Regions from separate parts of the Homo sapiens genome. Here region 1 is linked to region 2. Evidence: read pairs that join two places in POLR2A ChIA-PET (ENCODE). Cell type or tissue: GM12878. All regions are shown on one strand. Links, peaks and the distances in the headings refer to the core of each region. The heading gives the core; the rest is flanking DNA.

Region 1 (15,945 bases), core at 5,517-10,516, 150 kb before region 2:
ATTTTGGTTTTTGTTTTTGTTTTTGTGTTTTTTTTTGAGACAGAGTTTCACTCTTGTTGCCCAGGCTGGAGTGCAACGGCACAATCTCGGCTCACTGCAACCTTCACCTCCCAGGTTCAAGCGATTCCCCCGCCTCAGCCTCCCGAGTAGCTGGGACTATAAGCACCCACTACCACGCCTGGCTTATTTTTGTATTTTTAGTAGAGATGGGGTTTCCCCACGTTGGCCGGGCTGGTCTCGAACTCCTGACCTCATGTGATCTGCCGGTCTCGGCCTCCCAAAGTGCTGGGATTACCGGCGTGAGCCACTGCGCCCAGCCAATTTTTGTATTTTTTTTGTAGAAACACAGTTTCGCCATGTTGCCCAGATTGGAATTTACTGTTTTTTGTTTGTTTGTTTGTTTGTTTGTTTGTTTTGAGATGGAGTTTCGCTCTTGTTGCCGAGGCTGGAGTGCAATGGTGCGATCTTGGCTCACCGCAACCTCCGCCTCCCAGATTCAAGTGATTCTCCTGCCTCAGCCTCCCGAGTAGCTGTGATTACAGGCATGTGCCACCACACCCGGCTAATTTTGTATTTTTAGTAGAGACAGGGTTTCTCCATTCTGGTCAGGCTGGTCTCGAACTCCTGACCTCAGATGATCTGCCCCCCTCGGCCTCCCAAAGCGCCGGGATTCCAGGTGTGAGCCACCGTGCCCAGCCAGAATTTACCCTTTTAAAGTGTACAGTTCAAAGGCTTTTACCCATGGTATGTGGGGATTGGTTCCAGGACCCCCGAGGATACCAAAATCCAAGTATGCTCAAGTCTCTTATGTAAAATGCCATAGTATTTGCATGTAAACTATGCACATCTTCCTGTGTGATACTTTATCTCTAGATTACCTATAATACCTCATACAGTGTAAATGCTATATAAGCAGTTGTTTTACTGTATTTTTTATTTGTATTTTTTTATTGTTGAATTTTTTTCCTCAAATATTTTTAATCTGCTGTTGGTTGAATCCATAGATGGGGAACCAGCAGATACAGAGGGCTAACCATATTCACAGAATTGTGCAGCCATCACCACAATTATATTTAGAACAATTTTATCTCCCTAAAAAGAAATGCTGTACCCTTTAGCAGTCATCTACCCCCATTTACTCCTCTGCTCAGCCTCTGGAAACCACTAACCTATATCTTCCATCTCTGTGGATTTGCCTATTCTAGACATTTCATATAAATGAAATCACATATTTGTGGCTGGCTTATTTCCAGTGATTTTTCCAGACTTAGCATGTTTTCAGAGTTCATCAACATTGTAGTATGTATCAATACTTCATTTCTTTTTCTTGCTGAATACTGTTGTGTTGTATGGGCACAACACATTTTGTTTATCCATTTATCAGTTGATGGACATTGGAGCTGAGCGCAGTGGCTCACACCTGTAATTTCATCACTTTGGGAGGCTGAGGCAGATGGATCACCTGAGGTCAGGAGTTCAAGACCAGCCTGGCTGATATGGTGAAACCCTGTCTCTACTAAAAATACAAAAATTAGCCAGGCGTGGTGGCGGGTGCCTGTAATCCCAGCTACCTGGGAGGCTGGGACAGGAGAATCACCTGAACCCAAGAGGCAGAGGTTTCAGTGAGCCGAGATCGTGCCATTGCACTCCAGCCTGGGCAATGAGCAAAACTATCTCAAAAGGAAGATAAAGATAGACATAGGAGTCATTTTCACTTTTGGGCTTTCTTGAATAATGCTGCTGTGAACATTTGTTTACACATTTTTGTGTGAGCCAGGCGCAGTGGCTTATGCCTGTGATCCCAGCATTTTTTTTTTTTTTTTTTTGAGACAGAGTCTTTCTCTGTCATCCAGGCTGGAATGCAGTGGCATGATCTTGGTTCATTGCAACCTCTGCCTCCCAGGTTCAAGTGATTCTTCTGCCTCAGCCTCCTGAGTAGCTGGGATTACAGGCATGTGCCACCATGCCTGGCTAATTTTTGTATTTTTAGTAGAGACAGGGTTTTGACATGTTGGCCTGGCTGGTCTCGAACTCCTGATCTCAGATGATCCATCCGCCTCAGCCTCCCAAAGTGCTAGGATTACAGGCATGAGCCACCACGCCTGGCAGATCCCAGCATTTTTGGAGACCAAGGTGGGAGGATCCCTTGAGCCCAGAAGTTCAAGATCAGCCTGGGCAACATGGTGAGACCCCTATCTCTACAAAAAAAAAAAAAAAAAAAAATCAGCCAGGCGTGGTGGCACATGCATAGTCCCAGCTACTCAAGAGATTGAGGTGGGAGGATCACTTGAGCCTGGGAGGGTGAGGCTGCTATGAGCCATGATCACACCACTATACTCCAGCCAAGGCTACAGAGCAAACCAGACCCTGTCTCAAAAAAGAAAACCAAGTTTTTGTGTGGACGTATGTTTTCATTTCTCTTGGACATATACCTAAGAGTAGAAGGCAGATGGACTTGGCCGGGTGTGGTGGCTCACACCTGTAATCCCAGCACTTTGGGAGGCTGAAGCGGATGGATCATGAGGTCAGGAGTTCGAGACCAGCCTGGCCAACATAATGAAACCCAGTCTGTACTAAAAATACAAAAATTAGCCAGGCATGGTGACACGTGCCTGTAATCTCAGCTACTCGGGAGGCTGAGGCAGGAGAATCGCTTGAACCCGGGAGGTGGAGGTTGCAGTAAGCCGAGATTGCACCACTGCACTCCAGCTTGGGCAACAGAGTGAGACTCTATCTCAAAAAAAAAAAAAAAAGGCAGATGGACTTGAGTAATGTTAAAGAGTTAAAATGGACAAGACTTGGTGGGTACTAGCAGGTAAAGGGAAGAAGGGTGAGGGAAGTCAGGCATGACTGTCAGGTTTCTGGCTTGGGCAGCTGGATGGAAGATGGCACTGAGGAGGGAAACATGGGAGGAGGCTTGAGTGGAAAGATGGTGAATTTCTCCCCTATTCTATTCCTAATAATGAGAGTTCTTTCTAAGCAGGGCTTCTGTAGTTCTGTAGCAGGTAGAAGCCTTTCAGGACCAGTAAGATGCTGGCATGATGCGTGATATTCCGGTGCCCCCAGTGATGATTTTTCCAAGCAATTGTGTTTTATTAGCTGAACCTTTGGGTGGAAGAACAGTGACAGTGCCAAGCTGAGACTAATAATCCTCCAGATCACATAGACTGCTACACACACGCAAACTGTGAAATTCCTGTGTCATCTCATGGTTCATTTTATGATCAGTAAAAAGAAGCAATCTCCCTCTTGTTCCACATACATATTCCGCAAAATACAAGCAGCTCATTTTTTAGTCCAGATGTCTCGGTAGGGGAAAGAAAAATCTCATTTTGCATTGGCACATGTGATGCCAGGAAATCTCTGCTTTCCCAGGGTGCTAGAAAATTAAAATTGTAGTAATCAACATTGGATCTAGAAAATGAGATACACAGTAGCTATTTGCACCAAATGAAATTGGCTTTTATTGGCTGTAGCTTTTTCCTATTCCACTCACCTCTCAGGTACCATCCCTTTTCCAACTTAACCATTAAGCAGAAGGTACCTCCCTTCTGCTGTTGGAGGCTGAGCTGGGATTAAGTGTCATTTTAACCGTCTAGAGAGAGAGATAGCCACATATTCCTTTGGGAAGATATCTGGGTTCAGAAGACCTTTTCACACCTCAGGGCTGAGCCTGGGCACCTCACTCCAGCTTTGCCCCTCTTGCCTGCAGGTTGTGATTGCCACCAATATCGCAGAGACATCGCTGACTATTGATGGTATCTACTATGTGGTGGACCCAGGATTCGTGAAACAGAAAGTTTACAATTCCAAGACAGGGATTGACCAGCTCGTGGTGACGCCTATTTCTCAGGTATGACGGCTTGTATCAACAGTTTTCCTGATAATCCTGATTAGGGCCTTTCTGAAACTTTTTTATGGTTATATATTTCAAACTTGTTTTCAAAGATGAACTTTTATGATACTGGGTACTATAATGACATGAGGGAAGGATTTTTTGTTATTTGTTTTTAATCTTTTTTTATCCCTGAAGTCTGATTGATCCTTGAAGTTTTTAATCTTTTTTTTTTTTTTTTTTTTTGAGACTAAGTTTCACTCTTGTTGCCCAGGCTGGAGTGCAGTGGCGCAATCTCGGCTCACTGCAACCTCTGCCTCCTGGGTTCAAGCGATTCTCCTGCCTTAGCCTCCCAAGTAGCTGGGATTACAGGCATGTGCCACCACACCTAGCTAATTTTCTATTTTTAGTAGAGACGGGGTTTCATCATGTTGGTCAGGCTGGTCTTGAACTCGCAACCTCAGATGATCCACCCGTCTTGGCCTCCCAAAGTGCTGGGATTACAGGTGTGAGCCACCACGCCCGGCCCTTTTTAATCTTTAGAATAGTATTTCACTATTAAAATGCCCCCGTAAGGCCAGACACCTTGGCTCACACCTGTAATCCCAGCACTTTGGAATGCTGAAGTGGGAGGATTGCTTGAGGCCAAGAGTTCTAAACTAGCCTGGGCAACATAGCAAGACTCTGTCACTATAAAAAATTTAAAAAAAATTAGCCTGGTATGGGGGCATGTGCCACCAGTCCCAGCTGCTTAAGAGTCTGAGGTGGGAGGATCACTTGAGCCCAGGAGTCTGAGGCTGCAGTGAGCTAAGATAGCATCACTGCACTCTAGCTGGGGCAACAGAGCAGACTGTGTCTCTAAAATAATAATTTGTTTAAATGCCCCATAAAACTAGAACATAAAAAAAGTTTGAATCCTAGTACCCTATATTACCTATTTTAGATGGAAAGATCAGTACTTTATTTTCTAGTACCTTGCTTAGCTACGAGATAGATATCTGAGATAATAATAAATTATATGATTTTCTGGTTTTTTGGTAATTATGGAATAATTTCCTGCCTAAATGACATTTAAAAATGAATTACCCGATCACTTTTTTGAGAGAAGTTTGGCAACAGTATATCCAAAACTTAAATGTTCATCTCTTTAACCTAACTGTTCTGCTTATAGAAATTTATCTGAAAGTTAGAAATGATTAAATACATGTCCAAAGGTAATAGAAAAGGATGTTCATCGAAGGATTGGTTTATATCAGAGGAAACCTGGAAAAAATTCTAAATGTATTCCAAAAGGGAAGTAGTTTAATAAATTATGGTATATTCATGCCATAGAATGTTGGTGGCATTAACATGGTGGTGTGTATCTATATTTAATGACATAAACATGTAACTATAATATTTTCTTTGAAAAAGTGAGCCTACAAAACAGCATGAATGGTATAATCCAATTTTTGTTTAAAAATAGATGGTGAGCATTTCTTCAGAGTATGTGTGAGTGAGCTGTGCCCAAGATTGAAAGCATGTAGTCTAAATGTTAGCCAAGATTATTTATGGGTGGTGCTACTAGATGATGTGCATTTTCTTTTATACTTTTATATGTTGTCTTAATCTTTTACAGTGGGTATGTATTACTTTCATAATTTGTGAAAGCCTTAAGGCTATTTTTATTTTGAAACTTAAGTAATAATAATAGCTAACACTTTTTGTTTTGTTTTGTTTTTTGAGATGGGGCCTTGCTCTGTCGCCCAGTTTGGAGTGCAGTGGTGCAATCTCAGCTCACTGCAACCTCGGCCTCCTGGGTTCAAGTGATTCCTCTGCCTCAGCCTCCCAAGTAGCTGGGACTACAGGCGCATGCCGCCATGACCACCTAATTTTTGTATTTTTGGTAGAGATGGGGTTTCACTGTCTTAGCCAGGATGGTCTCCATCTCCTGACCACATGATCCACCCGCCTCAGCCTTCCAAAGTGCTGGGATTACAGGCATAAGCCACCGCGCCTGGCCCAATAATAGCTAACACTTACAGTGTACTTAACGTCCTAGATACATGCATTGACTTGGTGCATTCTCGCATTGATCCTATGTGGTAGATATTATTTTCACAGATGAGGAACCTGAGGCACAGAGGGGTTAGGTGATTTGCCTAACATCACAGAGCTAGTGGAGCCAAGATTTGAACCTGGGTAGCCTGGCTCCAGCTTGTATGCTCTATACTACTTGTCAGGGTGGCGGTGATCAAAAAATTAGTTACACATGCCTGTCCTGATTTGGAGAGAGACATGTGTAGAATGCTGTAGAGTCCAGCCACTGTGTGTGATTGCTGCCTGGATTTGTGTGGTTAGTTGTCCTTTCATAACCTATCCTTTGGTTTGGAGCTGGCATAGTAATTTGTAAATCCTGGTACTGTTTGTAACAACAGATGGTTTTGTCAGAAAATGGCCCTCTTCAGATTGCTATTCATTGTTTCCTAGCAACCTATGGCTAAACTACATTTTTTTTAATTAAAAAAAAATCAGTGTTTTTGAAGTAGTGTTTTATTATTTTTGAAAAACAGAAGAAAAAAATTTACCCACCATCCTACTACCTCCACTGTTATTATTTTGCTGTTTTTCATTCCAGTCTTTTTTCATGTTTATTTCTTTCATGGTTGCAATTTTAGTAGTCAAGTAAGTATGCAGTTTTGTATATTTTTTTGAGTATTTAATTTTCCTATTAGAATAATACATGTTCAATATTTGGTAAAATCTAAAGAAAATAGACCTCATCTGCAAGCCTACTATCAGAGTTAGCCACTGTTAACATTTTAGGGTTTTTTTCGCCTAGTCATTTCCTTCTAGTAGTTGATATATAAAGACTTTTACTAAAATTATTTTACATTGTTTCGTAACTTGCATTTTGCATTTAATGCGAATGAACATTTTCTTCTGTCATTTAACATTGCAAACATGATTTTTATTTTTATTTTTTATTTTATTTTGAGTCAGGATCAGTCTTTGTTGTTGCCCAGGCTGTAGTGCAGTGGTGTGATTACGGCTTACTGCAGCCAGCCTCGACCTCCCCAGGCTCAGGTGATCGTCCCATCTGAGCCTCCTGAATACTGGGACTACAGGCGTGAGCCACCACACCAAGCTAATTTTTGTATTTTTTGTAGAGATGAAGTTTCAACATATTGCCCTGGCTGATCTCGAACTCCTGGGCTCATGCAATCTGCCCACCTTGGCCTCCCAAAGTGCTGGGATTATAGGCATAAGCCACGACGCTTGGCCTGCAAACATAATTTTTAAAATGACTGCAGAGTCATCATTGGGATGATTGACGTAATATGTTTATTTCACTTACATTTTTGGTCATAACTGTGGGGATGGTGTTCTGTCATCTTGTTTTATGCTTTCTCTTTTATATTGCGCCACACTATTTTGAAGATATATGTCTCAGATCTGTATAATATTTCTTCCATTAACCCTGCTTGTATTGCCTCCCTCGAACAAACTTCCCCGAAGTGCTGAGTATGGAGAGGGGAAGATAAGAGCATTGGTAGTCTTGGAAATGGTCCCAAAGGAAGTGAAATCAACCCCATTTCTGATTTTGCCAGTTGTTAATTGTCCCCCTTTTAACAGATATCCTGGGTAAAGCTGTTAAGCAGTGTTTAACAGATATGTTGCTTTTATATGCCCACCCCTCTAGGCTCAGGCAAAGCAACGAGCTGGCAGAGCTGGGAGAACAGGCCCAGGGAAGTGTTACAGGTTGTACACAGAACGTGCCTACCGAGATGAAATGCTGACCACCAACGTGCCGGAAATCCAGAGAACCAACTTAGCAAGCACAGTGCTGTCACTCAAGGTAGAAATCACTGTCTTGTTAAAATGGGTTGGTGGAACAGTCCAATCCTGGCCTTCATAAATGAATTTCAGTTTTATGAACCTTGTTAAATACTTTAGTAACCTCATGAAAGCAGTCCCTTTGAGTGAAATGCAAATGGCTGTGATAACAGCCTCTCACGGCAGGTCTGGGGCTAAGTTGGCATGTCTGCTGTGAACACACATTTTTTCTTACCATAACAACCAGCAGGATATTAGGTTGTAAAAGGTTCTAGTTAGGAGCATTTTCTAAAAGGAAATTAGAAAAATATAATCAATGCCAAACTGTGGACACACACACCTAACCTCAACCACTTTAGCGCTCAGATCCAATTCTGTTCTTTTAGAACGAGAGAAAACCCCCTGTTCAAAAACTTTGCAAGGGAACTGTCAGTACAGATTTCAGACTGGCTCTCAGGGGCTTGGTTTTCATTCTGAATCATTGTTCTTCCTCTCTCAGTCCCCAGTGAGGACTTCATTCTCTTTTGGCAGGAGGAGCTGTATGAGTAATTTCCCAGCTGATGGCGTTTCCCCCGACACTGATGCTACCCTGGAGCCCTGGTACTTTCTGGTGCAGAGTGCTCTGTTGTCATTTATTATTTATTCCCTGTCAAAGAGGCTAAAACAGAGCTTTGGAAAGAAAAAAGAAACCTACTCCAGTCTCTGAAGTGCCAACAGAGAGGCATCTGTGGCTTGGACTTCAGCTCCAAACTGCGACTTTGGGCAAGTTTATTTACTTTGCCCTCTGCTCTGTGTTCTGCTCTGAAAAAGGGGCTGTTAATAGTATTTGTTGGAAAGATAAGTGAGATAATGTAGGTAAAGGCACTTGGCACAGTGCTTGATGATTGCTAACATAATTCATCATAGTTATTATTCACACAATAAACATTTATTGAACACCTGCTGTGTTTATGGTCACAATCACTTTATGAGAAAGAAATAGAAAGCTTAGGTCCTACCACATCACACTTTATATACACTTGAATCGTGCATCATTCAGTCGTTTCTTTTATTCATCGAATTAGCTAATGTATTGAACACATGCTACATGCCAGGCATGTAGATTGCACTGTGGTGGTTTTGTGAACATAGTTTTTACCCAGTGTGAACTCTCTGAAAGCAGGGGCCATATCCTGGCCATCTTTATATCCCTCCCACCTAACATGGTATGAGATCCCTCATAGATATATAGTAGAAATGATGTATGCAAGAGACAGGACAAGTTGGTAGACTATATTATTATTATTATTATTGTAAAATACATAACAACATTTACTATTGTAAGCTTTTTAAAGTATACAATTCAGTGGCATTAAATACATTCAAGATGTTGTACAACCATCACCAACATCCATTTCCAGAACTTTTTCATTGTCCCAAACAGAAACTCTGTACCCATTAAACAGTAACTCCCCTTTCCCCCTTCCTCTATCCCTTGGTAACTACTCTTCTACTTTTTACCTCTCTGAATTTGTCTATTCTAGATAGCCTCATTTAAGTGGAATCATACAATATTCTTTTGTATCTGACCTGTTTCTCTTAGAATAATGTTTTCAAGATTTATTCATGTTATTTTCAAGGTTTATCCATTTATTTCATTCCTTTCTAAGGGTGAATAGTATTCTGTTGTATGTATATACCACATTTTGTTTATCCATTCATCAGCAGATGGACATTTGGATTGTTTCTACCTTTTGGCTATTATCAATAATGCTGCTGTGAACATTAGTGTGCAGGTATCTGTTTGAGTCTGCTTTCAGTTCTTTTGGATATATACCTAGAAGTGTAATTGCTGGGTCATGTGCTAATTCTGTATTTAGCCTATTAAGGAACCACCAAACTTTTCTACAGTGGCTGCAACATCTTACATTCCCACCAGCAATGCATGAGGTTTCTGATACCTCCCGTCCTCACTGACATTTGTTAGTTTCTGTTTTTTAAAAAAATTATAGCCATCCTAGTGGGTATGAAGTGATATTTCATTGTAGTTTTGATTTGCATTTCCCTAATTACTACTGATGTTGTGCATCTGTGCATCTTTTTATGTGCTTGTTGGCCATTTGTATATCTTCTTTGAAGAAATGTCTATTCAAGCTCTGTGCCTATTTTTTAAATTGAGTTGTTTGTCCTTTTGCTGTTGAGTTGTACATATTGTCATTTTGAGAGAGTGTTAGGGTTTTTTGTTTTTTTTTTTCTTGGAAGACGTTTTATCATGTTGCCTAGGCTGGTCTCAACTCCCGGACTCAAGCGATTCTCCCTCCTTGGCCTCCCAAACTGCTGAGATTACAGGTGTGAGCCACCATGCCCAACTGAGAGAATATTTTCAAAAAGTTTCCTGAGAAATTATGTGCTTTCCTTTGGGAGGCCGAGGCAGGCGGATCACTTGAGGTCAGGAGTTCAAGACCAGCCCAGCCAACATGGTAAAACGCCATCTCTACTGAAAATACAAAAATTAGCTGGGCATGATGGCGGGTGCCTATAATCCCAGCTACTTGGGATGCTGAGGCAGAAGAATCGCTTGAACGTAGGAGGTGGAGGTTGCAGTGAGCTGAGATTGGGCCACTGCACTCCAGCCTGGGTGACAGAGTGAGACTCTGTCTCAAGTATGTGCTTTCTATTATAATAGTCTGAGTTTTATGTGGCCCAGCCCTGGAAGTTACCGCCAGTCTCACCGGTGGCTTCCTAATTGCAATTGAAGAAATGGGAAATAAAGTAACAAGTAGCTTCCCCACATGCTGACACTGGCTAGACTGACCCTCTTATCACATGCCTTCTTCCTTTCTGTTCTAGGCCATGGGTATCAATGATCTGCTGTCCTTTGATTTCATGGATGCCCCACCTATGGAAACTTTGATCACAGCCATGGAGCAGCTGTACACACTGGGGGCCCTGGATGACGAGGGCCTGCTCACTCGCTTGGGCCGCCGGGTAAGGGACAGACTCAACTTCCTGTGCTTTTGGGAAGATTCCCTGGTCAGCCTTTCACATCCTTCGGTCTGTACAAAATCAGGCTGAGGCCGTGGATAAGCTTTGAGTAAAATTCTAAATGTTTGTTTTTAACCTGAATTTCTCCACTGTCACTTTAAACTGTTTCTTCTTTATACAAAAAGGTGTTCTGTTCATAATTTTGCCTGAGGATGTATTACTGAATGTAGCCTTAATTAGAAACGGCATCTGCAAAATTCTCATCTACCCCAACAGTAGTTATATGCTTGGTCACATACATCCCGTTGGAGTTTATTTGGGAAAAGAATAAACAACAGCATTCTTCTGATAGAGAAAGGCATCCCAAGGCATCATTATGCTTTGGGAAAATCTGTGTTGTTACCCACTCTGACCAAGGTCTTGCTCTGGTGAATCCAAATGTGTCTTCCACAGGGAAGCAGTTGTAGTCTTTTTTTGTCCCTCTAGATGGCAGAGTTCCCTCTGGAGCCAATGCTATGCAAAATGCTCATCATGTCTGTGCATCTGGGCTGCAGTGAGGAAATGCTGACCATTGTATCCATGCTGTCTGTGCAGAACGTCTTCTATAGGCCCAAGGTAGGAAGTTCAGATCCAAGTTTAGATGGGGGTGCCATGAAGTTGGGGTAGTTGGCCTGTTGCCATTCCAATGCTTGATGTGGACTTTTTTTTTTTTTTTTTTTTTTTTGAGATGGAGTCTCACTCTGTTGCCCAGGCTGGAGTGCAGTGGAATGATCTTGCAATCTCTACCTCCCGGGTTCAAGCAGTTCTCCTGCCTCAGCCTCCAGAGCAGCTGGGATTACAGGCGTGCGCCACCGTGTGCTGCTAATTTTTGTATTTTTAGTAGAGACAGGGTTGCACCATGTTGGCCAGGCTGGTCTCAAACTCCTGGCCTCAAGTGATCCTCTTGCCTCAGTTTCCCAAAATGCTGGGATTACAGGCCTGAGCCATCATGCCTAGCCTGATGTGGACACTTTTGATAGGGTCTTGTAGGGCTCCCTAGAATTGCTCCATGTTCAGTTAGTAGCTGTTGAGTCGGAAATGTTCCTCTGTCCCACTGCTTGGCAGGATAAACAAGCCCTTGCAGATCAGAAGAAGGCCAAATTCCACCAGACTGAAGGGGACCACCTCACCCTGCTAGCTGTGTACAACTCCTGGAAGAACAACAAGTTCTCCAACCCATGGTGCTATGAGAACTTTATCCAGGCTCGTTCCCTGCGCCGGGCCCAGGACATTCGCAAGCAGATGTTAGGCATAATGGACAGGTAAGCTGGAATCTGATGACTCTGCATGTTTGAGTTGAACCACCTTGAGTATCATGTCTTTTCATCTCTGTGTGTACCTATAAAGCTATAGGCACCTTTTCTCTTGCTCCTCACATAACCCTTTTCCTCCAGCTTTTCCATCTTTGTTATATTCCTTCTCCCCAAGTAAGGGTATGCCTGAGAATTACCTCAGATACCTAAGAGGAAGATTATCTGTTAGTTGTTGAAAAAAATGCTCTTTGTTTGCAACCCTCTGGAACATTATTACTGTGGAATTGAATACCTGTCTAAACAAAGTGTCTGTCTCTGAGTGCCTCCGTCTGCCCACTGTGTAGAGCTGCCTCTGTAGTACACTTAGGGCTGGAAGGAAGGTCCTGGTGACTACTCTGGGCACCCCAAGATGGATGTGTTGGGCACTGTCATTGTGAAAATAGACCTGTGAAAGCTGAGTGGGCTCATATCTTTTGTCCTATCTTGATAGACACAAGCTGGATGTTGTTTCCTGTGGCAAGTCCACAGTCCGAGTGCAGAAGGCCATCTGCAGTGGGTTCTTCCGTAATGCTGCCAAGAAAGACCCGCAGGAGGGTTACCGGACACTGATCGACCAGCAGGTGGTCTATATCCATCCTTCCAGTGCCCTCTTCAACAGACAGCCAGAATGGTAGGTGGACATGTCCCAGGGTCTAGGGGCTTTTCTGGGCAGAGAAAAACCTGTAAATTTCCTGGTATTTTGTGATTGTGTCTTCACTACTCCCAGTATGTCCTAGTATAACACTGCTTGCCTTTCTAGAGCAGCAGAAACCTGAATTAGGCACAATGTATCAAACCCTATGAGAGAATTAAAATCATAGGGGTGAGACCTAGTTGAAAAAAAAAATTGTGGTTTAAAAAACTACGTAGTGGCCAGGCACAGTGGCTCATGCCTGTAATCCCAGCACTTTGGGAGGCTGAGGTGGGCAGATCAGCCGAGGTCGGGAGTTCAAGACCAGCCTGACCAACATGGAGAAACCCTGTCTCTACTAAAAATACAAAATTAGCCAGGTATGGTGGCGCATGCCTGTAATCCCAGCTACTTGGGAGGCTGAGACAGGACAATCGCTTGAACCCAGGAGGTGGAGGTTGCAGTGAGCCGAAATCACCCATTGCACTCCAGCCTGGGCAACAAGAGCGAAACTCCATCTCAAAAAAAAAAAAAAAAAAAAACCAACTACCTAGGGGCTAGGCATGGTGGCTCACGTCTGTAATCCCAGCACTTTGGGAGGCCGAGGCAGGTGGATCACCAGAGGTCAGGAATTCCAGGCCAACCTGACCAACATAGTGAAACCATGTCTCTACTAAAAATACAAAGTTAGCCAGGCGTGGTGGCAGGCACCTGTAATCCCAGCTACTTGGGAGGCTGAGACATGAGAATAGCTTGAACCCGGGAGGCAGAGGTTGCAGTGAGCTGAGATTGTGCCATTGTACTCCAGCCTGGGAGACAGAGTGAGACTCCGTCCCAAAAAAAAAAAAAAAAAGAAAGAAAAAAACAACTACCTAGTGATGTAGTTTAAAAAAAAAAACTTGTTTTAAAGTAGCATTTTTAAAAAATTGGACTCTATCTAGAACCCTAATATAAAACTGATTTAAAACCACCATGTTATCACAGTAGAAGGGTTAGAAATGTGGCTCCTTGCATGTTTGGCCTTCTCCATCCCTTGTGGCAGTGTGAGGCCCCTCTTCAGAGCCCTAGAATTCTGTGGAAACATTCTAATAAACATCCTCACATTTTATAGAGCAAGAAACAGATTAGAGAAGGGATGTGATTGGCTCCATGTCACTTAACTAGTTAGAGCCAGAGCCAGGACTAGAATACATTCTCCTGAGACCTTTCTTGTGGTTAGAGGTGTGCGGGTGCTTCAGTATTGGGGTGTGGCTGTCATAAACAGACTGCAGTCTTATAGGTGTCAGGCAGGAGAGGTAATAGTATAAAATGTAAGCTCAGCTGAGGCCTACTAGGGACCAGGTTGACTGTAGAGTGGGGCCTATATCCAGAGGCTTGAGTACTATCTCTGTCCCCCCTCAGGGTGGTGTACCATGAGCTGGTGCTCACCACCAAGGAATACATGCGTGAAGTTACCACCATCGACCCTCGGTGGCTTGTGGAGTTTGCCCCAGCCTTCTTCAAGGTCTCAGACCCAACTAAGCTAAGCAAACAGAAGAAGCAACAGCGTCTTGAACCCTTGTACAACCGCTATGAGGAACCCAATGCCTGGAGAATATCTCGAGCTTTCCGACGGCGCTGAAAGGCAAGATTGTTCCTTTGCCTCTCCAGCAGCAGTAGCCAGGGCTTGGACTTATCGATGACAGGCTGGTCCTGAGGATACAGCTGTCCCGTGACTGACTGTCTTAACTGAGCATTTTCTCAACTCGACTCTCATTTCTTCCCTGCTGGTAAAATAGAAACAGGGATTTAAACCTGGCTTTGGCAAGAGCCTGCAGCCTCCATCACCCCAAGTCCTTGGGCCCAGTTGGGAGCTCATATCTAACACAGAGACACATTGCATCAACTTCAAGAAAGGGACAATTTGTGCAGCTCCAGGATGGGAAGGTGGAGTGGGTGAGCATCTTGTGCAGGGACATGGTGAGTGCCCTGATGCCCCAGCTAGCAGGAGCTACTGTGCTCATCTAAAGTGTTTGCCCCACTTCCCACCCCGTCTCCAGCCCCTGTACTTTGGCTTGACCTCGTGGAAATATTTATTTTCTTAAGGAAACAAAAATGGTTTTCTGTGACTGTTTTCTTTTAGCCGAAAGGTTAGGATATTGGCCTGGGCTCAGGGTGAGGGAGATTTAGTATCTGTGCTCTGGCACACATGATGAGAATCCCCTGAATCCCCTGAAACCAGAACGCAGGGCCTCTTTGCGCTCGGAAACGACGTACAACCCAGACTTCCAGCCTTGTCTTTCAGCATCAGCACTAGCCGGGCCGTGCTGGGGGATCACCCGATGATCAACCATGTCCTCTCCACAGAGCACTTCAGTCTGGAGGCCTGAGTGGCTACAGATGGCACATATTAAATACAGAAGGTTTCCCCTTGCTCCCTCCACCTCCCACATTCGCAATGTGCAGCATGTCCCATTTCCTTTTGAAACATACTAAGTAACAACACAGCTTTTATTTTATTTTGTTTTTATTTTTTTCCCCTGAGGTCCTGGATGGACTTTAACAAAGGGATTTTATGGTCAAAACCTCCCTTTCCCCACTCCAAACAGAAAACAAACATAACACCTCTCCTCTCAGCTGGTTTGTGCTGCCAGTATCTGTGCTGCAGGGCTTGTTCTTAGTGGTTTTTTCCTAGCACTTGCTTGGAGAATAGCCACCTCCTTGTGCCCTCCTCACAGCTCCTGAGGAGGGTTTTTTTTTTTTCTTCCCATAGAGATGGGTTCCCACTGTGCTGCCCAGGCTGCTCTCCAATCCCTGGCGTCAAGCAATCCTCCTGCCTCTGCCTCCCAAAGCGCTGGGATTACAGTTGAGAGCCACTGTCCTCTGCACTGAGGAGGCTCCTTACCTGGCGGAACATCAGGCAGGTCTTGCCAGGCCAGGTTTCGGAACTTACGGAAAGCTGGTCTGGATGTAGTGCTTGTAGAGAAGCTTCTGAGAGATTGGGCACATCCTGTTACGTTGCTGCTTCTCCTGTCCTTATGTTATTAGTAAGTTCTGAAGTGATGTAAATGCTAGAACTACTGTAGAACTGTATGCCAGACACTAAGAGAGACTATGTAACATTCCAGGATATAAAGGAATGTATGTTGTCACTGGGCAGCAAACCACACCCTAAAGACAATTCAGAAAGAGTCCGAGGGAGAGGAATATAGGCCAGGCAATCTGCTGGCTGCAGATCCCTGCCCCTTCATTAAGCTGAGTGCCTCCTGATTCTGTCTGAGTATTCGCCTTTGTAAGCCCAGGCCAGTAATCAAGGGGCAGGGCATTGTTGTGTGTTAACCTTGAAGGCCTTCTGGGGAGAGACAGTACAGGGACCTCAAATGAAACCA
Region 2 (15,945 bases), core at 8,222-13,221:
TGCAGGCCTCTTCTTCCTCTCAGTTTGAGCTTTCTTGGGTGAGACCCCTTTATTCATCTCAGAGCATTCCTGGGCTTGGCTAAGAGCAGAAACTCGGGAAAGCTGTGCTTATAAAGCAAAGCACAAAGCATTCCCACCTGTTGGTTGGTGTCCTTCTTTTCTGTCCTGCCCTGGTTAGCCCCATGGGAAGGTCCTCTACAGGCTCCGACAGACAGGCGTGCCCCTGAGGGCGGCTGTCAGGAGGAAAACAGGGCAGCACGGGCAGGAGGCTTGGTCACTGCTTTGTTCTGAACGAGGCCGGGACAAGGAACCAGACAAAAGGTGGACAGGTATAGTGAGCAACCAGGGAGGGCCTGGTGGGGAGGTGAGGAAGCAGCAGGTCCCCACCCTGGGGAAGAGAAGGGCTTTAGCTGGAATCTTAACAAATAGGCCAATCTCATCCTCCAGCCTCTGGGACTCCAGCACGGACTCCCTTGGCTGCCTGCCTCCCTGACTCTCTCAGAGGCTGCCCATCCCTTGCAGCTCCTTGCGGGGCTGCCTTCCTGGGGGGTCAGCCAGATCTCAGCATGCTGAGTTGTCTGTCCCCTTGGCCTGGACATGGCCCAGCTCCGCAGGGTGATATCTGGTGGGCAGTCTGCCCCAAACCTCAGCCCTCCATCTCCCCCTCACCCCTTGATTCTCCCATCCCAGCCGCAGGCCTGCTTCTCTGCCTCTAGGCTCCTGGACACATAGGGTCTTGGCTTTGGGTGGCCACCCAGGGTCCCAGCTTCAGTCTTAGCTCTCAGAGCCTTAACCTCAGCTGAACTTCCCTGGTAAGCGAGCCCTGTGGCTCTAGGACCACTTGGGGCTGGCCAAAGCATGGTGGGGAGGAGGATGACTCAATGGCAGCCTGATTCAGGAAAGCCCCTCACCAGCCCTCGCCAGTCTGCACCCAGAGGATCCATTTCACGTGTCCTCCAAATCCTGGCTGATCCTGTTTCATTCTCTTGCTGGACACCCTTTCTGGGGCCCAGGAGTGCTGGGACACAGACATGGTCCCCATCACCAGAGAATCCTAGAACTCTCAGTGGAAGAAACCCCAAAGGTAACTGGTCCAGTCTCCTGCATTTGGATGGACTAGACAGAAATTCATGCTCAGAGCACCTAGGCACAGAGAGGGTGAGTAACTTCCCCAGGGTCACACAGTAAAGGAATGATCAGCTGCTCCTGAGCCACCTACCTGAACTCTCCTTTCTCCGCCTGGATGATTTCTTCTCTGTCTCATTGGCAGTGCTCCCAAGCACCCCGTAGTCATCGCCTGGGCCTCCTGTGGTGTCCACCAGGCCCAGGCTGCTGGTCCCCATTTCCTTGGAACCCCCTGCCGGGCCTGAGTTGGGCCTGCGCCGGGCGTCTGAGACAGGGAAGTGCCAGTTGGGGGACTGTGGGAAAGCGGGGTGCTGCTCAGTGAAGATGTGCTCCTCCTGGGGCAGGCTGTGTGGGGTGGCTGCCAGGCAGGAGGCTGAGAAGTCAGGGTACGCTGCCGTCGCTGTCGCCAGGAAGTCTGGTTTCTGGTGGAAGGAGAACGGGGTGGGCGGGTAGTGGGGTAGCCCTGAGGCCCCATTGCCTTCCGAGTGGGGGTTTCGAAGGCAGCCCCAGACAGGGGCTGGGGGCTGGAGGCTCCTCATGCAGCTGCTGGCCGCGGGATCCATCTGCTGTCCGCTGCACGCCTCGGTCCTTTCAAAGATTTGATTCTTTATACTTTTTATGTTCAAATTTTTAAAAATGCAAAAGAAAAAAAACTAAATAGGAGGGAAAAATGTTCAACAGAAAATTTACCCCAGGAACCAAAAAAAAAAAAAAACCCAAAACTAAAGTCTCTCCTTAAAGTACACACACATGTGGCCAGCTACTCCTATGTGTGTGCACACACCTATGTCGGGCTTGCTCCTGCCCCTCCAATGCACCAGCCTACCTACTGGGATCCCCTGTATGTGTATTTGTCGCCAATGACACTAAACATTTTCACTGTCCCAACCCAGACGCACCAGCTGACGAGGAGTTCGTCCTGGAGCCCAGAGCAAATGCCTGCAGAGGGCTGGACCAGGGCTGCTGGGACACACTTTTAAATCCTGCGGTGGGGAGAGAGTGACAAATTTCTGAAGTGAAATGTGAGAGAGGAGAGGGAGGGGTTAACCCACACACACAAGATCCCCTCCAACCAAAACCCTAGCAGGCAACTATTAATCATCAGAAACCTTATATGCACATCTAATGGGATTTGCAGATGGAGACTTTTAAAGAAACATTGTCTGTATTTTTTTTTTAAGGAAAGAGAGCAGCACACACACACATACACACACACCGTCTTTAATGTGCCTCCTGTAACACTATGAAGTTATTTTTATTGCACTGTTAACAAAATTCCCCAAGTCTTGGATTTAGAAAAAGCCTTAAGTCAGATCCAGAATCCATCAAATGCCAAATTCCAGGGAGTGAAGTGAGGAATAAGAGCAAGAGACAAGCTTGGTGATTGCATTTGATTTAAAGGCCCTTCTACTGCTGCCTGCGAAAAAGGAAGGTGGATTAAAAGAAATCTTTTTTGCAAGTCTCAGCGGCCCACTGTGGTCTGCAGTACAAAGAAAGGCACACTCTAGAAAAAAAGAATTTCTCTCTGCCCAGAGTGACATTCTCACTTTCTCAGTAACTTAAAAAAACAATCAGATTCTTCCTTCCGCTCTTTAACCTCCAACATACATGCCAATTAGCCACACTCTTCTCTAGAGAGGTTTCAAGTCATTTTTCTTCACAGCAATGGCAAGGCTCTTAAATAAGGTCCTTGAAGTTTCTTCGGGTCTCCTCCCACCTGCTCCCTGCCCCCTTCACCTCCACCCACCTGCTTCCCTTTCTCATCCCCCAGAGGCGGAGGCTTCCGAGGAATTTGGGGTAGGGAAATAGGAATCAGGGGCTCCTCATTCCCCAAAGGAGCCTCTTTGGCAAGCAGGCACGTGGGTCTCCGGGCTGGTGCACATCACAGGGCAGCCAGCCCAAGTGCCATCTTGATGCCCAGTCTTCCTCATGGCTGCGCCCTGCTGGTCTCTCAGAGGGTTAATGCAATTTCTTGGAGGACGACATTCCTAACACCCAGGGGCCAGAACTCCTTCCCCACTGGTTATTCCCATGGCCCAGAGCAGCAGGATGGGGGCAGAAACAGGCATGGACCTTAACAGCAGCGTCTCTGCTGGCTGCTTCCAAAGACGGCGAGGGTTCCCTGAGGAGGGGCCCCTAGGTCTTAGCTCTGCAGCCTGGAGGTGGGGCCCTGGGGGGTGGGTGCAGGAGATGCTCCTAGGAGGAGCCGAAGGGCACCCAGGGATGTGGAATGAAGCCACGACTGGCCTTTAATCCAGAAACTCCAGTCAGATACACATCCTGGGAGCAGGAGCAGCTGTAAAAGATGGGGAGGGGTGTACATATGAAAAGATGTGCCCTCTTCTGGAACAAGCGGTCAGAGTGTTGTAGACCAGTAGAGTGGATGGGGTCATAGCTGTCAACCAGACTCATCTTTCTGCTTTGCCCAGGGCTTAGCTGTGGCACACACAATTCTCTGAGCCTCACAACTTTCCTAGGATGGGTAAGTAAGAATTATGTCTCCATTTTGCAGATGACAAAACCGAGGCTCAGATGGATGACTGGGCTGCCCAGACTCACACAGCTAAGAAATGGTGGAATCAGCACTTGGCCTCAGGTGTCCTGCTGTTCAGTTTGGAGCAGGCCAGATGCAGAGGAGGAGGCATGGGGTTTGAGGTTAGACGGGTCTGAGTTCAAGCCCCAGGTCTGCCACTTCCTGGCTGTGTGCCCTGGAACAAGTCACCTTATCTCTCTGAACTTCTTTTTTTTTTTTTTCTTTTTGAGATGGAGTCTCGTTCTGTCGCCCAGGCTGGAGTGCAGTGGCATGATCTCAGCTCACTGCAAGCTCCGCCTCCCGGGCTCACGCCATTCTCTTGCCTCAGCCTCCCGAGTAGCTGGGACTACAAGCACCCGCCACCACGCCCGGCTAATTTTTTGTATTTTTTAGTAGAGACGGGGTTTCACCGTGTTAGCCAGGATGGTCTCAATCTCCTGACCTCGTGATCCGCCCGCCTCGGCCTCCCAAAGTGCTGGGATTACAGGCATGAGCCACCATGCCTGGCCATCTCTCTGAACTTCTGTTTCCTCATCTGAGATGACAGTCAGAGTGGGATCTGTGTAAGGCACTTTGCACCTTACACATTTTTACCCCCACGGATTCCCACAAAAGCCTTCTGAGGCAACAGTCATTCTCATCAGCTCCGTTTCTCTCTCTCTCTTTTTTTTTTATCAGCTCCGTTTTTCAGCAGAAGACTCTGATGCACAGATAGACTGTGTAACCTGCACAAGGCCACACAGCAGGGAAGCGGCGGACCCAGGATTCAAATTGAGGCAGCCCAGCCCACAGACATTTGCAAATCTTCAATGAAATCCTTTATGTAGGCCAGGCACGGTGGCTCAGACCTATAATCCCAGCACTTTGGAAGGCTGAGGCAGGCAGATCATTTGAGGCCAGGAGTTCAAGACCAGCCCGGCCAACATGGTAAAACCCCGTCTCTAATAGAAATACAAAAATTAGGCCGGGCGCGGTGGCTCACGCCTGTAATCCCACCACTTTGGGAGGCCGAGGCGGGTGGATCATGCGGTCAGGAGATCGAGACCATCCTGGCTAACACAGTGAAACCCCGTCTCTACTAGAAATACAAAAAAAAAAAAAAAAAGGCGGGCGTGGTGGCGGGCGCCTGTAGTCCCAGCTACTTGGGAGGCTGAAGCAGGAGAATGGTGTGAACCCGGGAAGCAGAGCTTGCAGTGCACCGAGATCACGTCACTGCACTCCAGCCTGGGTGACAGAGCGAGACTCCATCTCAAAAAAAAAAAAAAAAAGAAATACAAAAATTAGCTGGGTGTGGTGGCACATGCCTGTAATCCCAGCTACTCGGGAGGCTGAGGGCAGGAGAATCGCTTGAGCCTGGGAAGCAGAGAGGTTGCGGTAAGCCAAGATTGTACAACTGCACTCCGGCCTGGGCGACAGAGTGAGACACTGTCTCAAAAAAAAAAAAAAAGAAAAAGAAAAAGAAATAAAGAAAGAAATCCTTTATGCAAAAGGCAGAGTAAGTAATGGACAAATGTGGCTCCCTTCCTAGCACATCTATTTCTGGTTAACCTCGATGATCCCAAAGGGTGAACCTGGGAATGGGGAGTTCTGAGGAAATTCTACAGAAACAGCCTTGTGAGGTCCTTTGTGGGGGGCACGCTGTGCTGTGGGGGTTCTGGAAGGAATCCGTGGGAGGCTGGGAGGAAGATCTGGCTTGTCAGCTTCCCTAGGAAAACCTTCCCCTGGGCTGGCCGCAGGCTGTAACCGGATTCCTGCTCCACCTCTGCATCTGGCCCAGGGACCTCATGGCAGGGAGGCCCAGCGCCTGGCCCTTTGCCCCTGGACGGGGTGGGCCCTGGGTCATGGTGGGGTGGGTGGGGAGGTCAGGAGGGCCATGGGGAGGGGGCGCGGTGGGGTGCTTTGCCCTGAGAACACAGGCCTCTGGCACCCCGGAGCCCCCGGCAGCTGCTGGCGTCTGTCAGCCACCTTGCGGGGCGCGGCCGGGGGCTGCTGGCCCCTACATCTTCCTGACAGGCCCCTCTTCTGAGGCCAGGAAAAAACAACAACAGTTCCTCCCCTCACGGCAACCCATTTGTTAGATGAAGGCCGGGCACCAGCACCTTTAACCTCCTCAAAGTCAGCGTTTCCCTGTCAAGGCCCCACAGGGCCAGAGACAGAGATGGATGGAAGGAGCTGTGTGTCGAAAAAGCCCTGTGGCCTCATGAGGAGAGCTCTGTTTTCAGGAAGGGAGGGGACCCCGGTTTCTGATTGTTGGGGAGAATAAGGGGAGGAAGAGGAAAAGTGTGAGTCACGAGGAGGTCCCCCAGGGGCGTGGGGGGGCCCAGGAGGGCTTTCAGCCTGGCCACACCTGAGCCATCACGTGGAACTTGCGGAATGTCTCCCATTGTGCGTGGCAGGCAGGCGTGTACTTGGCAGGACAGGGCTGCTTCTGTTTGTGGCCACCCCACCCCCTTGTGCTTGGAGAGGCAGGGTGTCAGGGCAAGGCCCTGGACCTGGAGGCAGAAGACACGGGTTCAAGGTGTGACCTTGCCTGTTACCGGCTGTGTGGTCTCAGGCAAATCACACCCTTCTCTGAGCTTCATTTTTCTCACTGGCAAAATGGAGTTGACAGTTCCGGCCTCACCTGGCGGTTAGGAGGATAAATGAACTGCATCTGAGAACAGAGCTGGCTGACTATAAAGGGTGATGCATGTGAGGAATAGCTTGTCCTTAACTATGCTGAACCACTGGGCAGGACACAGCACAATGTAGGTGAAGACGGCTCATCCCAGCCCCCAGATACCTTCTATGGCAACATAACACAAGGGTCCAAATCATGGCCTTGGGAATTGGGGGCCTGTGGGTTCAAACCTCAGCTCTGTTTTTTTGTTTTTTGTTTTGAGACGGAGTCTTGCTCTGTTGCCCAGGCTGGAGTGCAGTGGTGGGATCTCGGCTCACCGCAACCTCTGCCTCCCAGGTTCAAGCGATTCTCCTGCCTCAGCCTCCCGAGTAGCTGGGATTACAGGTGTCTGGCACCATACCTAGCTAATTTTTGTATTTTTAGTAGAGATGGGGTCTTGCCATGTTGGCCAGACTGGTTTCCAACTCCCCACCTCAGGTGATCTGCCCGCCCTGGCCTCCCAAAGTGCTGGGATTACGGGCATGAGCCACTGTGCCTGACCTCAGCTCTGTTATTAATAAGCTAAATGGCTTTGAGCGACTTGCCTTATCACTTGAGCCTCAGTTTCCTCATCTGTAAAATGGGGATAAACTTCTTCCGTCCGCATGAGGATGCTGAGAGACGTGAGTGAGGTGGTCTATGAAAGCTCTTGTCATAGCCTGGCATGCAGGGGTAACATCTGGATGATGAAGATGATGATACCTGAGATTTTTGCCTTACAGACAACTCCAGAGAGCCCTGTGAAATATTTATATGCCACTGAACAGGGCACAAGATGAAGCCATTAGCCTGCGCTTACATAGTAGAATGTGTGAATCAGATGAGATGCTTGGTCTCTAGTAAGACCTTAAGGGATGGACAGAAGACAGGCAGATTTTGGATATGGTATACGTGGCTGTGGGCTAGCGTGTTTACTACTGGGCCTGGGATGTATTTGGAATGTACACATGTGTCCTTTGCTTCTCAGAACACTTTGAGGCAGCAGAGTTACTACTGCCTGCCAGCCTGCCTCACAGGGTTTTTTGTTTTGTTTTGTTTTCTTTTTTTTTGAGATGAGTTTCACTCTTGTTGCCCAGGCTGGAGTGCAATGGTGTGATCTTGGCTCACTGCAACCTCCACCTACTGGGTTCAAGCGATTCTCCTGCCTCAGCCACCTGAGTAGCTGGGATTACAGGTGCATGCTACCATGCCCGGCTAATATTTTTTATTTTTATTTTTATTTATTTATTTATTTTTGAGATGGAGTCTCGCTCTGTCACCAGGCTGGAGTGCAGTGGTGCAATCTCGGCTCACTGCAACCTCTGCCTCCCAAGTTTAAGTGATTCTCTTGCCTCAGCCTCCCAAGTAGCTGGGACTATAGGCACGCGCCACCACACCCAGCCAATTTTTTGTACTTTTAATAGAGACGAGGTTTCACTATATTGGCTAGGGTGGTCTTGAACTCCTGACCTCAGGTGATCTGCCCGCCTCAGCCTCCAAAAGTGCTGGAATTACAGGCATGAGCCACCGCGCCTGGCCCTGACAGGGCTTTGTAATGCTCAAATAATATGATCCAAGGGTCAGAGTTGAGTAAACTATAGAACATAGTCCTTGCATTCCACCCCAGGGGCCCAATAACGAGGTCTTTCTCTAAATCTCAGAAAACACTAAGCTAAGGGAGGTAAGTTCTGCAGATGGGTTTTCTCTGTGTGTGTGTGTGTGTGTGTGTATACATATATATATACACACACACATATATATATATACACACATATATATACATTTAAACCTTTGGTGCTCTACTTGTCTGCTACCAAAATTGTAGGCAGATGACTGAAAAATGTAACACACAGAATGGCCTGCATAGAAACCTGGCTCTTGGAAGTCATATGAGTCAGTTTCCTCAACTGTAAAGTGGTGGCTCACTGTACAGACACTCAGTAAGCACCCAGCAAATGAACACCTTCCAGGGGTTCTGTATTGGAGTCAGCTGTATAGAATGAAAACAAATGACAAAAGGGGAAACACACAGAGTTTATTATTCTCCCCCATAAAAAAGGCCGGAGGTGACAGTCCAAGCTGAGATGGCCTCTCCCCCAGGCACTGTCTCTCTACTTTGCCCCCCTGCGGCACCTTGTTCAGCTGGCATGTCAGCATTCCACACAGCACGAAGGAGGAAGGACAAATGGACTCTCCCCATCTCTCTGCCCACTGCCCCCCTCCCCACAACCCGTTTAAAAAATAGATATGGGGGGCCGGGTGCGGTGGCTCGTGCCTGTAACCCCAGCACTTTGGGAGGCCGAGGCGGGTGGATCACGAGGTCAGGAGATCGAGACCATCCTGGCTAACACGGTGAAACCCCGTCTCCACTAAAAATACAAAAAATTCTCCAGGCATGGTGGTGGCAGGCGCCTGTAGTCTCAGCTACTCTGGAGGCTGAGGCAGGAGAATAGCGTGAGCCCGGGAGGCGTAGCTTGCAGCAAGGCGAGATTGCGCCACTGCACTCCAAGCCTAGGCGACAGAGCGAGACTCCATCTCAAAAAAAAAAAAAAAAAAAAAATAGACATGGGGGCCTGGCGCGGTGGCTCACGCCCGTAATCCTAGCACTTTGGGAGTCCGAGGTGGGCGGATCACGAGGTCAGGGGTTCGAGACCAGCCTGGTCAGCGTGGTGAAAATCCATCTCTACTAAAAATATAAAAATCAGCTGGGCGTGGTGGCGCATGGCTGTAGTCCCAACCACTCAGGAGGCTGAGGCAGGAGAATCACTTGAACCCGGGAGGCGGAGCTTGCAGCGAGCCGAGATCGTGCCACCACACTCCAGCCTGGGCGACAGAGCGAGACTCCGTCTCAAAAAAAAAAAAAAAATAGACATAGGGTCTTGCTATGTTGCCCAGGCTGGTCTTAAACTCCTTCCTTGAGTGATTCTCCCACCTTGGCTTCCCAAAGTGCTGGGATTTACAGGAGTGAGACACAGTGCCCAGCCTCTCTACATTTTTTTTTTTTTTTTTTAAGACAGACTCTCACTCAGTCCCTCAGGCTGGAGTGCAGTGGTGTGATCTCAGCTCACTGCAATCTCCACCTCCCAGGTTCAATTGATTCTCCTGCCTCAGCCTCCCAAGTAGCTGGGACTACACGCCTGGCTAATTTTTGTATTTTTAGTAGAGACAGGGTTTTGTCATGTTGGCCAGGCTGATCTCAAACTCCTGACCTCAAATCATCCACCCGCCTTGGCCTCCCAAAGTCCTGGGATTACAGGCATGAGCCATTGTGCCCAACCCTCCCTGCCCTGTTTTAAGGAGGGTCCTGTTCAACAATTACTCTACAGACCAATTGCCCGCAACTATATACTTGGCAGTGAGGAACTGCTGGGGAGGCTGGGAGATTCAGCCTATAGGCACCTTGGTGGCCCTAATAACTCTTTTATCTTCTTCTTCTTCCCCATCAGAACCTGTTCTCAAGGAAAAGAGCTAAGGTAGGCTGCCAGATAAAATGCTGAGGTAAGTCTGTTCCAGAAAATATTGGGACATAGACTAAAAAATTGTTGTTTGTTTATCTGAAACTCAAATTTAACTGAGTGTCTTCTTTTCCCCCTAAATCTGGCAATCCTAATCCAAGGCTAAACTCATTTTCAGGACGCAAAAGGCTCTGGCCTTACCTTTTGAGTCAGGACGTTGCACTTTGACAGAAGGCTCTGGAAGGAAACTTTAAAGGGAGCCTTCCAGAGGGAAATGCGGTGTTGGGGTAGGTCTGCCTTTGGCTATGGGCTTTCTGGCTGCCGGAGGGCCCAGGGTCCCCCAGGAAAGCCTTCTGTGGAGGTCTTTTGAGAGAGACAAAGCAGAGGGGTGGAGGAAGGGCGGCTCAGGTGGAAGGAGTGAGGACAAAGGTGAGTGCCCCTGGGCAGGAAGTGCTGAAAGAGAGAAGGAGGGAGGCCACCAGGCCTGGGCCTGGAGCCAGCCTGGGAGACTCCCAGCCGCCCACTTCTCGGGGCCTCCCTTTTCCAGCCCCTTGCTTTCGAGGCAGCAGTGCCATTATTTGGGGAAACCAGCTAACCAGATAGGACAGCAAACCGGGGATTTATGTGGTGTGGGAACAGCTCAGGTTTCCCTCCCTGTTTACCCAGCAGTATTTTTTAAAACAGAAATCAGCGTGTGGGTAACCGCAGCTGTGAGTTACTAGCTCTGGCTGTGAGGGCTGGGGTGGGGGGAGTCTCTTCAGAGCCCTCTGTCCACTGGCCTGGGAGCTACTGAAGGAATGTGCCTCTCCCCATCCCAGGCCAGGTGGAGAAGGTGGCCCTGCGGAAGTTCCCAGATCACTGCCCACCTCACCCTTCCCCTCCCGACGAAGGCCAGCACACCTGGGGGAGGTGTGATGATGGTTCAAGGTCTAAAGCTTTAGAGATCAGTCAGTTTAGGGGTCAGAACCCATGGAGCCAGGCAAGTAAACACAGGTTCCCCAAGCCAGCTGGGAGGGAGACACCTGGGTGCCTTTGATGGGAGAAAGAGGGGGCCAACAGCTACTTGGCACTGGCCAATTTTCCCTTGCATGAACATGGGCCCAGTGTAACCAACCATATCTTTCCATTTGTCAAAAAAAAGCCATATTTCCAGATTTTTTATAGGCAACCTGTCAACTTTTAAATGTTGGCAATGAATTCAAAACACTGCCATTCAATTAAAAGCAGCCCAGAACATGGCACGACTGGTTCTTGGAATACCAATCTGCAATCTCTGATCTTGTCCAACTCTCTCTGCTCCCCATTTTACAGATCAGGAAGCTGAGGCCCAGAGAGGCCTAGGGACTTAGCCATGGCTGCAGCAGTTGTTATTGGGAATGCCATGAGGCCAGGATGCCTGTTATGTGTTCTTTGCCCAGCCTAGCAGTTTGGCTGGCTTGGCTATGCCAGAGGTCTCACCATGCAGTTCTCAAGTGCTTCCTGAGCATCTCTCATTTGCATAGACATGACATTTACAAACACATCCATCATCTACTTGATTCTGGCAATGACACCGAGGGAGCAGAACTGGCATTAATCCATTTTTTTTAATGGTGAGAACACTGAGGTTTGGAGAGGCTGGTGACCTGCCAAAGTCACAGTCCTAGAAAGGGCTGCAGCCAGGGCCTCCAATTACAGATCAAGGGTTTTTCCACCCCCAAACTCAGTCATCTCGTAAAAACGTCAGGCTCCTTGGGGAATACAGCTTGAGATGGATAATCAACTCCTCCTAAAAGGGAACCATAAATGGATGAGATACTTGGGTAAACTGAATATTCTTTGTAACTTAAAGTTAATTGAAAATCCATAGGTTATCAATTTTCCAAGCAGGAGAATAAAATAGAAGGTATTTCAAAGAGCAATTATAGTAGGCATGGCTTAATCTTTCTTTGATGATTCTGAAGGCATTTCAGGGGAATGTAATGCCTTAGGGCATCATTATGAACACCAATAATTACTGTGTAGGGCTGTGACGCAAATTCTCATCAATCCCCTCCTGGCTGTCGGGGTGTTTTCAGAGAGGATCATGCAGGGAGTGTGAACGTGTGCCTGTCTGTTTCTTGCTGCTCTCTCCGCCTTTGTCAATTTCAGGGTGCTGTTGTGGAAAATGCAGTGTCCCTGGAAGGGGGAGGTCACTTAACCTTAATGAGCTTCTGTTTCTTTATTAAAATGGGGTAATGCAGACTCCTATACTCACTGTCAAGGTTTTGTGGGGCTCAGATGTCAGTGTCAGAGCAGGAAGAAACTTTAGATCATGATATGCACCAGCTTCATTCTGCCATGGAAAAATCTGAGGCCCAGAGAGGTTAGGAGCCTCGTCCAAGGTCACCCAGCCAGGGAGAGGGTGCTAGAACCTGGGTTTTCTGCTTCCTAACCTCTTTCCTGAATATAACACTATGGAAGAAAAAGATCTGGAGGAACGGAAAGATGAACACATGATTACACATGCAAACAATACTGGGGTCTCTCTGATCAGAGAAGGTGTGATCTTCCAGCCTCAGGAGAGGGGCCATCCAAGTCCTGGAGGAGGTGAACCCCTTAGTTCAGGGCTGGGAGTAGCCTGGGGGCAGCAGAGACACTGCTGTGAGGTTTATAGTTTCATGACTGTCAGAGCTTTTTAAAATGTGGTAATTTTAAGTGTGCAGCCTCCCAGGGTCTTTCTTCTTTTAATTGAAGAAATAAACCATCTCCCCTAAGGCATGCTTGGCGAAGGAGAAAGGCAGGTGCAAGGCTCACAGAGGAGAGCAGCAGCCTAGAAGGGCTCTGTGTCATGGGGAAGTAAAACATCCCAGAAACAGAGAGCAGAAGGCCTTGACTGAGCCCCAGGAGAGGCAGGACACCAGGGGTGCACACCCATAAACACACACATACACATGTATGTCTCCTCCCTGGAGCCTGAGAGTCCCTATATACAGCAGGTGCATGTGGGCCACACATCACACAAAATTGAATACAGGCAGGCTCAGAGCACCAGCACACACGTATGTCCTTGACACCCTTAGAGATACTACTAAGCACGTGTGTGTACCTGCTCACCCATATGGCAGAGCCCCTGGATCTGGGCAGAAATGCCAAAGCAGGGGCAGGCGCGTGTGCGCGCGCACACACACACACACACACACACACACACACTAGCACAGCCACAAAAGCTCAATCCACATCCAGCATTCCTAACAACACACACACAGCTAGACACGCTAGGAGACACATCAGGACAATGTTTCCACTCCCGCTGCCATACACATATGCAGGTCCACATTCACCAGTGGGGTAGGGTAGAGTCTCATCAGTCCAGACTCGCAGACAGCTGGACACAGAGGTGATCTCTGAAACCCAATGTCTACACACTGTGGTCTTTGTTACACACACACACACACACATTGAAATGATGTCCTCAGCCTTTGGTTATTTTTGGTTTCTTCTGAGCTGGAGTTTCACTCTTGTTGCCTAGGCTAGAGTGCAGTGGCGTGATCTCAGCTCACTGCAACCTCCACCTCCCGGGTTCAAGTGATTCTCCTGCCTCAGCCTCCCAAGTGGTTGGGACTACAGGCGCCCGCCACCACACCCTACTAATTTTTGTATTTTTAGTGGAAACAGGGTTTCACCATGTTGGCCAGGCTGGCCTTGAACTCCTGACCTCAGATGATCCTTCCGCCTTGGCCTCCCAAAGTGCTGGGATTACAAGCTTGAGCCACCGCACCCGGCCGAGCCTTCGGGTATTTTGAAAGCTGAATGTGTGGTTACATTTTCTTTTCTTTTTCTTCTTTTTTTTTTGAGACGGAGTCTCTCTCTGTCACCAGGCTGGAGTGCAGTGGCGCGATCCTGGCTCACTGCAACCTCTGACTCCCCGGTTCAAGTGATTCTCCTGTCTCAGCCTCCTGAGTAGCTAGGATTACAGGCATGCACCACCACGTCCAGCTAATTTTTGTATTTTTAGTAGAGCCAGGGTTTCACCATGTTGGCCAGGATGGTCTCCATCTCCTCAAATCGTCATCCGCCCGCCTTGGCCTCCCGAAGTGCTGGGATTACAGGCGTGAGCCACAGTGCCCGGCCTACGTTTTCAAACAGCAATAGCATTCGCCTCCTCTGTCAGTTTAACCCCCATCACAACTCCCACTTTTGGCACCTAAACAGTTAATTTCCCAGTTCATGGGCCTTCAAAGTCCTGCTCTAGTCTCTGGAGGAACTTTCACCTACAGAGGAAGGTGTAAGGGAAACTAGTTCATGGATTTAAGTAGAAACATTTTAGGTGTAGCTTTCACATACAGAGGAGTGAGAAAAAACTGATTCATGGATTTAGATGGAAACATTGTAGTATGAACCCAGCGGAGGGTCTGGGAGCGCCTTCTGGTGGTGAGAATTAGAACCGCAGCACTTTCTGCAATGTGCCCAGGCCAGAAAGCTCTACCTTCTGATAGGACCCACTTCTGACCCTAGAATGGGGGAACTGATGGAGGTGTCAAGCCACTGTGGTCCCACAGCTGCATGCAGGCACAGGGGATAGGAAGAGAGCTACCTACAGGTTACTAAACCATTCCCTTTTAAAACAGCACCAGGCTTATGTCTACTCTGCGCTTCCATTTTCTAGGTTTTAAGTGGAAGATATGTGAACACCCAGTGGGCTGGATGGCTGTCCCTGCTACAAGTCTGTGATGTCTCCGTCCAGTGGCAGAGCTGGAAGGCAGGTGCTGTCGGGGCTGCATCTGCCTTGTTCACCAGCATAGGCCTAAAACCATGGAGGGGGTGCTTTGGCTTAGATCCCCACTTGGCCTGTGTGTGTAAGAGGCTCTCAGGCACCTTAATGCTACATCACCAACCAAACCTCCTGATGATTCTTTTAGGTTCTCCGTTTCCAGGCAGATTCACTTCTGTAGATTTATTTATTTATTTTTGAGACAGGGTCTGGCTCTGTCCCGCAGGCTGGAGTACAGTGATGCAATCTCGGCTCACTGTAGCCTTGACCTCAACTTCAAGTGATCCTCCAACCTCAGCCTCCCAGTATGAGGGACCACAGGTGTGCACCATCACACCTGGCTAATTTTTGTACTTTTTGTAGAGACGGGGTCTCACCATGTTGCCCAGCTGGTCTCAAACTCCTAGGCTCAAGCGATCCACCAACCTTGGCCTCTGAAATGCTGGGATTCCAGGTGTGAAGCACCGCGCCCAGTCCCTGACTTCTGTAGACGTTTGTATTGTTTACATCTACTGTGTGCAATGTACGAGATGCAGTCAGGTGTCTGGATGGACCAGGGGATCTGGCATCTTATAGACTTGGGTTTGAACCCCAACTGAGCCATTTACTGGCTGGGTGACTTTGGGTGAGTTCTTAAACCTCTCTGACCCTTAAGGTGGTAACAGTATCACCAGTGAAGTTGGTGCACACAGCAGGGCCCAAACTGACATCTCACAGCACCCAGCAGGTCACTGTGGGCATGATAGGATGATGGGTCACTGTGCCAGCCCTGAAGGAGTTCAAGTCCAGATAGGGGAAGGTGGTGGACCAGACCCAGACAGAGATTCTGAGTCGCTGCTGAGACTGGGTGAGGGTAGTGGGTACATGGGAGGACATATAGCCCGGCAGCCCAGGGCTGGAGTCCACACTCAGGTTGGGGCAGCCTGGTCTGCCTCTCCTGCAGGAGACTTTTCCAGGCAGGCTTGTCCCTCCAGAATGCACGAATCAAATCCTCTCAGGATCAGTCTCATTTTCCTCGTGCTGGGGGAGCAGGCTACTCACAGAAGATGTTGTTGCAAATGTAAGAATCACATGTCGATCCACAAACTGGCATTGAGCAGCTACCTAGGAGATCAAAGAAACTCTTACTTTGGGAGCTCCTGCCAGGGCTCTTTGGGAGGTCTGGCTAGCTCTGGAGGAAGAGAATGAACTTGGGGAGGGCGTGGAACAGATGAGGACGCAGGCACTGCCATTCAAAGAGGAGAGGTCTCCCGGACAGGGCTGGCCTGGGCAGGCCCAGGGAGGGTGGGGCTGGAGCAGGGACTTGAAAAAGGGAGAGGGCTCAGGAGACTCAGAGGAGGAGGAAAGTGTGTGAGCAGTAGGCAGGGTGTGTGTGTGTGTGTGTGTGTGTGTGTGTGTGTGTGCACGCGCGCGCATGCAGGCCTGTGTAGGGCTGGGAAAGAACAAAGCAAAAGGGTGCACA

The links. ChIA-PET counts read pairs that join two places held together with the same protein. Peaks named below come from ENCODE experiments on the same cell type or tissue, not always from the same donor. Only the 100,000 strongest peaks of a DNase experiment are listed, where the experiment ranks them.
Region 1: POLR2A ChIA-PET joins it to region 2 with 6 read pairs; 6 of 35 experiments call an interaction of 5 or more read pairs at or near these places.

Annotation. Positions count from the first base shown.
Region 1 is chr17:43,509,650-43,525,594 of GRCh38, forward strand. DHX8 (DEAH-box helicase 8) reads left to right here. Exons shown (of 23, transcript NM_004941.3): 17 at 3,713-3,853; 18 at 7,518-7,673; 19 at 10,481-10,618; 20 at 11,102-11,230; 21 at 11,720-11,916; 22 at 12,398-12,577; 23 at 13,979-15,945. The coding sequence ends at 14,198. Among named protein-coding and RNA genes, the nearest start is that of ETV4, 29 kb to the right of the region's middle. In GM12878, for the core only: no CTCF peak of the experiment used is centred there; DNase peaks (open chromatin) are centred at 7,692, 8,102 and 9,502; H3K4me3 peaks cover 530 bases; H3K27ac peaks cover 1,787 bases.
Region 2 is chr17:43,659,847-43,675,791 of GRCh38, forward strand. LINC02594 (long intergenic non-protein coding RNA 2594) reads left to right here and starts at 5,018. Exons shown (of 4, transcript NR_184089.1): 1 at 5,018-5,153; 2 at 9,743-9,794. MEOX1 (mesenchyme homeobox 1) reads right to left here and starts at 2,076. Exons shown (of 3, transcript NM_004527.4): 1 at 1,220-2,076. The coding sequence starts at 1,688. LOC107985085 (a long non-coding RNA gene) reads right to left here. Exons shown (of 3, transcript XR_001752895.2): 3 at 15,144-15,587. RefSeq lists enhancers at 829-1,370, 5,800-6,325, 8,645-9,144, 9,719-10,242, 10,243-10,764. In GM12878, for the core only: no CTCF peak of the experiment used is centred there; DNase peaks (open chromatin) are centred at 10,385 and 11,335; H3K27ac peaks cover 1,020 bases.